2 separate regions of the Homo sapiens genome follow, and region 1 is linked to region 2. Evidence: chromatin loops called from intact Hi-C (ENCODE). Cell type or tissue: A673. All regions are shown on one strand. Each heading gives the region's core, and the rest is flanking DNA. Links, peaks and the distances in the headings are about the cores only. Region 1 has its middle 53 kb from the start of NUF2. Region 2 has its middle 380 kb from the start of NUF2.

Region 1 (4,404 bases), core at 195-4,194, 330 kb before region 2:
TATAGATCCAGTGGGGAAGAATGCTGATTGCACAGGCAGTGAGGATTAGAAAGCTGAGCTGTAGCACCAAGCAGACAAATAGATAAGCTATTCCTAATGTGGTAAGTAATTAGCACACATTTGGCAGAGTGTATTGGAAGGAGCAAACCTCCTTAGCAGTATACTTGGAAAACACTCAGGACTTAAAGCTGAGAAAAAAACAAGGAGCAGTTGCAAATAGATACTAAGAAAAATCTTTACATAGTAATAAAGACCTTGAAACATGGAAACATCATCTCGGAGAGATAAGTATGGGACAAGAACAGAATGTAATATGTGGCAGAATCTCCAAAATTAGGACTAGACGGAAGAAGAAAACTCTGGCTGTTTCTACAACCAAGATTATTTTTCTCTTGTCTTAACCAATCTAAAAAAATGTTTTTTTCTAATTTTTTAATGAGGAAGGAATTGAAGATTAGTGTACAAATTCTATTTTATCGTTGCTCTAGTTGATGTATAGGGGGTTCTTCCTAAGTTAGTTATATTCCTTAAAGTGAACATTTTCATTGGCAGTTCATATTTTTGTGTTTTTATGAAGTCCTGATTTTTTTAAACTCCTACTTTGGCCTCCCAAAGTGTGGGGATCACAGGTGTGAACCACCATGCTCAATTGTACATTTGGACTGGATAGCTGCCAGCAGTCAAAATGTTGGCTCTCAAATTAGTTAATTTGTAGTTTGGTCTAAAGAAGTTTATTTCTCTCTGGGTATGCTACCTAAAATTCCATGGACTCATTTGGAAGATTGTGAAATTCATCAAATGACTTGCCCAACCAAAGTATACAGGGGTGTCCTCATGGAAGAGAACCTACAAGGGGCTCAAGACAGCAGGAGTTCTGCCTTTGTTCTGCTATAACTGAGCATGGTCTGATGGCTTACCTCACGTCTGTGTTCTCCCATGGGTATTAGTAGTCCTATAGTGTCTCTGTAAAGAAGGACTTTGTGATCTTAGCAAAGCCTTAAAATTAGGGTTGGCAAATAAAATACAGCAAATAAACAAATATAAGTTTAGGGCGTGCTTATACTAAAAAGTTATTCATCATTTATCTGAAATTCAAATTTAACTGGGAATCCTGTATTTTTTATTTGCTAAATCTAGCAATGACAATTAAAATTAATTTATCATTAAAAGAAAAATTCCATTTCTCTCAGTTCTCTGCCCATCATGATAAAAAGCCAAAAAAAAGTTGCAGAAGGAAGTAAAAAAAAAAATTTCACTGGTGTCAATTGCTTTTTCATGCAACATAAATGTTTAATTACTGAGACTTCCTTTTCTCTTCCTTCCTTCCTTCCTTTCTTCTTTCTTTCCTTTCTTTCTTTCTTTCTTTCTTTCTTTCTTTCTTTCTTTCTTTCTTTCTTTCTTTCTTTCTTTCTTTCTTTCTTTCTCTCTCTCTCTCTCTCTCTCTTTCTTTCTTTCTTTCTTTCTTTCTTTCTTTCTTTCTTTCTCTCTTTCTTTCTTTCTTTCTTTCTTTTTTCTTTCTTTCTTTCCTTATCTTTCATCTATAACCTTGCTCTTTCACCCAAGTGGGAGTGCAGTGGCACAATCACAGCTCACTGCAGGCTCAACCTCAATCTCCTGTGCTCAAGTGATTCTCCTGCCTTGGCCTTCCAAAGTGCTAGGATTACAGGCATGAGCTACCACACCCGACCTGAGACTTCTTAAAAATAGAAAAGAGTTGACAATCTACTGAGAGAGAAGGCATTTTGAAGCCAGTGATTGGATTTCCACACATTATCTTTTGTTGTTCATGTCTCCATTAGCATAGCAGTTAGAGTGTTTTGCTGCATTTATCTCCTTTGATAAAGTTAGGTGCTTATGAGGTTGTGAACTCAATTCTCAGGAGTATAGGTTAACTTCTGGTTTAGAAGCCAAACTACATTATACACCACAACACACTAGGGACAAAAGGGGCCCTTTGATAAGTCATAAACAACCAGCTGATTGATTGGTTCTAGGAATTTAAATATCTAGGCATTCATTTTAATTAAGCACTTCATTGGAAAACACATAACACAGACTACAGTCACTAGAACTGTGACAGCTATATTGCAATTTTATAGCCCAAAATTTAATCAGCAGGTGCTGATTAATCTTGCTCTAAAAATCTTCCATAGCAAGGCAGTTGCTCAGATTCTCTATGCTTCAAAAGGGGAAGGGGGGATAGTTGATGCTGCTGAGAAAATAGATGGCCAACCTTTTACTTTTGCTCCCTAGTTTTCTGGGAGTTTTGATTTCAGCTATAAGCAAATTCCCATCTTTAGCACCAGTGTTGACATGACCATAACAATATGTTTAAGACCATAAAAGAGAACCCCATTTGGAAATTAGCCAGCTCTGAGTTTAAAGGGCTAGGTTTTCATAGCTAACTTTCAGTCAGTAAAACATAAGCTTCTCCCCAGCACAACCCCCAGCCCTCCCCATTTCCTTTCAGTTCTCTCCCCTCAAATTGCACAGGTTTCTCTCCTGGACCCATTCTATATTTTCTCACAGCTCCTCTCTGGGTCATCTCTACCTGTCATTATTTTAGCTCTTTGATTTTACTAAACAATATGTTGTTTCCCACACGTATGTTTGTCCTAGAATGCCCTCATCTTCCTTGGCTTAGTCAAATCCTCCTCATGCTTCTTTGAATGCCCAGACCAAATGTCATCCCCTCGAGAAGCTTTCTCTGTCATCCACCCCAGACTATGCCAAGTACCTCCTTCTGTGACCCCACAATTACTTTAATGTGTCTATATCACCTTGTTTATGTAGAGTGGGTAGACATTTTTACATATTTATTTTTATCTGCTTATAAAAATAAAGCTTGCTTGTTTATAGAAAAGGTGAAAATAGAAAAGTATACAAAACAAAAAATTATCAATAATTCTACCATTCAGAATACAATGCCAATATTTTTGGTGTATTATCTTCTAAACTTTTCTCTATGCATCCTATGATTGCTTAATTACAAAAATTCCCCCAATTTTCCATCCCTGCCTGTATTCTTGCCACTTGATATATGACCTTGAAGCTCCCTCTATCGAGAGATAGAATCACTTCCCCCCACCCCTTTAGTTCTTCTTATGACTTGGTTTTGAAAATAGAATGTGGCATAAGTAAGTGATGGTGTGCCTATTCTGAGCCTTGCACATTTCTGCTCTCTCGAAGCCCAGATACACTATGAGCACAACCCCAAGCTAGCCTGCTAAAGAATAGATCATTTGAAGAATAGATAAATCATCCCATCTGAGATCATTCTAGAGCAGCCCACTCCGAACTGCCCTGCCAGCTAAAATCAAAGATGCCCAAACAAGCCCAGCTGAGATAAACCTAGATGAGGAGAACTGCCCAGCTGAGCACAGCCTAAATTGCCTGCAGAATTATGCGTGAAATAAATGGTTTTTTGATGAATCATTAAGTTTTGGGGGAGGACTAGTTCGTTATGCAGCAATAGCTTACTAACGCATATACATTTTTACATAGTAGAGGTTACACTGATTATAACAAGTTTATGCCTTCTTTACTTGTTTGTTTGTTTTTTTTTATTTTTTGTAGAAATGGGGTCTCACTATGGTGCCCAGGCTGGTCTTGAGCTCCTGCACTCAAGTGATCCTCCTTCCTTGAGCTCCCAAAGTGCTAAGATTACAGTCATGAGCCTCTGTGTCTAGCCTCTCTTAATTTTTAAATCATAATTATATGATCAAAAAATTATTGCCAAGTTTTATGTTTATCACTGCATGATAGTCTATCTTATGGATGTAGCATAAAGTTTTTACCATTTTTCTATTCTATATCTAGGTTGTTATAAAAATTATAATTATAGAGAGCACAGTGTAATGGGCATATTTAAACTAGAAGTAGAATTATTGGGCCAATAGCCATAGAAACATTTTGAAGGTCTTTGATACATGTTGACAAATTCCTTTTCAGAAAGCTTACAAGTTTCTGCACTGTCACTGGTGCTGCCTCGGATGGCTCATTTCACCACAGTCTTGCTGCAGTGAAGTATTAATTTTAAGTAAGCTGTAATTCTTATGGTTAAAAAAATCACCATTCCAGTTTTTATTTTTTGTAAGTAAAATTTGACTGATGCTCTTTTCTTATTCTATTTGATATGGTTTGGCTGTGTCCCCACCCAAATCTCATCTTGAATTGTAGCTCCCATAATCCCCATGTGTCAACTGGGAGGTAATTGAATCACGGGGGCGGATTTTTCCCATGCAGTTCTCATGATAGTGAGTAAGTCTCATGAGATCTGATGGTTTTATAAAGAGCAGTTCTCCTGCACACGCTCTCTTGCCTGCCGCCATGTAAGTTGTGACTTTGCTCCTCTTTGCCTTCTGCCGTGATTTTGAGGCCTACACAGCCATGTGGAACTGTAAA
Region 2 (4,404 bases), core at 157-4,156:
ATCTAGAATTTCATAGAAGACAGGGATTATATTTTTAAATATTTTTGGAATTGACTTTAATGCCTGACCTAGTGTTGTTTATAGTGGATCCAATCAATAAGTGTTGAGTAATTGCCCACATTATTGTGATTCCCTGTAGGACTTCCCAGACCTTTAGTATATCACTTTCCCAGGTGGTTTGAGAGTACCTCTTAGTTTTTACTGGGAGAACTACATGTGAGGAAGCCTCACTTTATATGAAATAACTTCTCTGCCACTTTTTCCATTTTGCTGGAAAGTCAGGTAAGGAGATAGCCAGAAAGTTTTTCCAGCCTCTCATTAACAGTCCAGGGCATCGGTCAATGCTTTGGACAACTTATTTCCCAACTCTCTCAAGGGTTTACTTGATCTGCTACCTTTTTGACATCTCTTGCCTTAATAATTTTCCTCTGGGGAATCCATTCCATGGGCAAACCTGGCTGTGCATCTCTTCCCAGGGCAGTTACTTCTTTGTAGGTGTCCTGGGTTATTTTCATGCCAGGCAGCTTGAGCTCTCTAATCAAGACTTGTGTATTCAACTGACATTTTATCACCAACCCTGTGTTTAAGTTAATGAAGGATCGTTTCTCCCAGATACTTGTTACCATTACTTCTTATCTCATGCATTTGACTTGTTGTCAAAAATTTTTCAGAAAAACTGAGATGGCTGTTGCTGACCCACTGATCATGGGAAAGAGAAAGCTATTCCAGGACCTAAGGGCCTCCTCACTGGGTTCTCGTTGTCTGTTGGGACTTAGCCAACAAGGTATTCACAGACATTCAGGAAGTAAATGGCATTGCAAAGCTCCTGATGACCCCACAGAAATTTTCTGTATTTGTAGCGAACATTCTTGCTCATTTATTTCATACTTGAAAATTTATTTCAAATTAGCCCTATACTACAAGCTTCACTGGAGGTTATGGACATAAAAGCTTTCAAATGCAATCCTAGAAATATCTGATTATTAGAAATTCTCAGAGGTATGTTTATTTTCCTATATGTTTCAGGGCCTATTCCTCCACTATTTACTATTGTATTTCCAGTATCTAACAGTGATTGGAAACAGGTAGGTCAGAAATACAACAATTTAGAATGTAATCTATTTCTCCTTACTCCTGATTCTATGATATTTATTTCTAATCTGCTATAGCAGTCTTTTCTATAGAGTTCATGCTAGCCTCTCAACGTTGCCTCAGGAAGCTTCTGCAAGTTGGTTAGAGTTCGCATGCAACATGAAATCTACATATCATTCTCATAGTTAGCACCAAATACATATTTCTTAATGATTGAAATAATATTTTTCCCTGTGCATGACCCCTTCAGCATCTTCTCTGACGAATTACCATACTATGTCTACTTAAACATCTCTACATGAGAAAGAACACATCATTTCTTAAGACAGGTTCCCCCACTGTGATACAAATTAAACAGAAAGTTCTTTATATTTAGCAAAATCTTACCTTTATTAACTTATTAATCCACTTTTACATATACCAAGAACAATTTGTTGCAATTAGTTAATGCTTCCATAGGAATTAATTCCTATTCAGATACCATCCTACAATGGGTAACATTACCTGTTGTTTTCAGTTAGCTTTTCAATAGTGCTCATAATCAGTCCAACCAACTTGGTTTCCTCTCTTTAATTATGTCTGAATTAAAACTTTTTAATGACAACTACTAACACATACATTCATATACCCACGTGTGTGTACAATGTGTCCTATATGAAACAAAAACATTATGAAATACATAACCATTCAAAAATATTACACAGATACAAATGTCCTGATGTTCTATTGTTAAATATCCAAGATCTTCACACTATGTTTTAGCTAAGTATTCAGCCAAGGATGTATTGGTGCATGTCTCTGCACAGGTTGTAATCTTAATTTTCTTCTTTTATTACCTTGGTTGTTAGCGTCACCTAGTTGTCAATATTAGACAAACCACTTTCTATTTCAGAGATGCTAAGTATGATAAATATTCAATCTCTGCAATTGCTCCAAGTTCTGTTCTTATAGGCCATCTGCCCTGACTACATAGAATTCATCAACAACATTTTCATGGATCATGCATTCTTCACTTCTGTTTTGCATTTCTGTTGTACAGCTCTTCACAGCTCTCTTTAGGATGGGAAACTGCTGTTGTAATGAGAAGGATTTTGTAGAACCTCCCATGTGCATGTGGAGAAAAGAAATTCTTCTATGATAACAACTTCCCAGAGGACTCACATATTAATCAAAAGCTCTTCCCTCTTTGTTTTCTTTCTGTTAGTAAAAATAATCCTACTGACACTAACTGCCTGTCTTTGGAAATTAGGGTAATAAGAGCTGGAGCTTTAATATTTAAAACTGTTTCATGCTTATGTTAGGGGGTTATATGCTCTTCCTCTAATCAACGTACGTTCTCTGATGTTGTTTCTCTTTACCAATGTTACTTAGCTCATGGAGAAGGGTGGTGATTTTGCCTATTATTTGTCAAGAGGAGGCAGAGTCTTAAAATGATTTAACCTCTCTTCAGTGTTTGGTGAAAGAAAGACCCTAGGAACTCAAGCTTTCCATTTCATAGCCTATTGGTAACCCCTATTTTTACTTATTTTAATGAATAATTAGGTAAGACTTCTTCTTCCATCGACCTATAACCACTTCAGCTCCAGAGAATGAAAGTAGGTGCTCCATTGAGCCAACGATTATTACTGAGCCCTTTCAGAAGACAGCAAATGTAACAGGACACTTAATGAGTGATCATTACATGTGGCAGACACATTAAATGTTACAGGCAAGTAATAATTTAACATACAAGGAAATCAAGGTCAGATAAACTAACTGTGCTTGAAAGTCAACATTTGAACTCAGAACATTTGAATCTAGAGCATGCTTATATAACCATATCATCTAACTGTTTCCTAACACAGAGCATGCTTCTAACTCACATATGATAAGACTGTGTTGCTTCTTGTCTAAAACCAAGAATTATAGTTTATATCCATTTCTGATGTTTAAAACTGTAATAACAAAATAAACTCAACCTTATCTTTTCATAAGGAGGGGGAGTCTGGAAGAGGTGAAGTTGGAGGTAGGAAAGGGCGCACAAGAATGTATGTACCCAGACATTTGCCAGAAGTATTCCAATTGCACATTTCCCTACTGGGTAAATTATCATTCCCTGTCTCTCATTAGATTAGGCAGATATGGAATTATTGCTCATAGAATGTTATTTCTTAAAACTTTCTCTCTCAAAGGCATGCATTTTGGAAATAAGATCTTACTCCTCCAGGGAAGTCAGAATCTCAGTTGTTTTGCCATGAAACAAAGTGATGTCTGCATTAATGTGCTGCCTTCTAAATATCTCAGAGAACTTTCCTTGAATGAACTTATTTTTCCTCTCAACACCCTGGTGAGATGACAGGTGGCAAACACTATTAATCCCATTTTGCAGATGAAGAAATACTGCTAATCCTCGATTTCTATTTGAAGAACATGCTATGCCCTGGAGTATGTGTCAGTTTATACATCTGTTTGGTTCCACCAAACATCTGAGAAATATTATCTATGAGCTCTGAGTTCTTTTTTTTTCCTCTAAGTTTTAAATTTGTCATTTACATCTCTGAAATCCTAAGAATTGCTACATTTAGGTGCTGAATAATATGGTCTAGAAAGAAACACCTATTAGGAAGTTGAGACGCTTTTCCATTGTCTGAAACATTTAGCAATACAAGATGGGAATTCATATTAGAAAAACAAATCTGAAGGAAAGTTATATTTCTTTTAACTAACAGGGAACTCATGAAGGCACTGGTTAATGCTGAAGCAGTGAAAGCGGAAAAGTCATAACATGTACTCTTTACTCAAAGGGAGTAACACCTCATTCCTTTATACCTGTGTCAGAAATGAGCAATGGTGACTTAAATTGGGTTTAGATAGCATAGGTCAATCAGAATAACAGTGAACTGTAGTCATGCCCAAGTTCTCAGAAACCATCTGAATGGTTCTAGAATCAGAAGCATAAATTTGACATTTGGCATAGCTTATACATGACAGTAATAACTATTAAATGAATAACTACAGTGTTTGACATTGTGTTGTGTATCTTGCATTATCTTGTTATAGGAGGACAAAGGCAAGAGCTACAGCTGAATACTTGGCAAGGTCTGCTGAAGTCTTTTAAGCACCACGTTGTAGCCCATTCCCACACAGCTGTAGTAGAGCAGCATGGACAGAGGAAGCAATGATGAAATAGCTCTAGATAACTTCACTTAATGTCGGGGTGGATCGTATGTTGGAAATATTGTATGTTGGAAATATTGTCAGAAAACACATTTTGATTATCTTTATTCTAAATACCAAATAGATGCATGGAGAGTAATGTAGATGTACTTTGAC

What was found. Hi-C counts contacts between places; a loop is a spot of excess contacts. Peaks named below come from ENCODE experiments on the same cell type or tissue, not always from the same donor. Only the 100,000 strongest peaks of a DNase experiment are listed, where the experiment ranks them.
Region 1: a loop joins it to region 2, with 2.4 times the contacts of the local background. A loop is called at or near these places in 1 of 110 quality-filtered maps.

What each region holds. Positions count from the first base shown.
Region 1 is chr1:163,372,714-163,377,117 of GRCh38, forward strand. No RefSeq gene overlaps it. Among named protein-coding and RNA genes, the nearest start is that of NUF2, 53 kb to the left of the region's middle. In A673, for the core only: no CTCF peak of the experiment used is centred there; no DNase peak of the experiment used is centred there.
Region 2 is chr1:163,700,033-163,704,436 of GRCh38, forward strand. No RefSeq gene overlaps it. Among named protein-coding and RNA genes, the nearest start is that of NUF2, 380 kb to the left of the region's middle. In A673, for the core only: a CTCF peak has its summit at 1,942; no DNase peak of the experiment used is centred there; H3K27ac peaks cover 383 bases.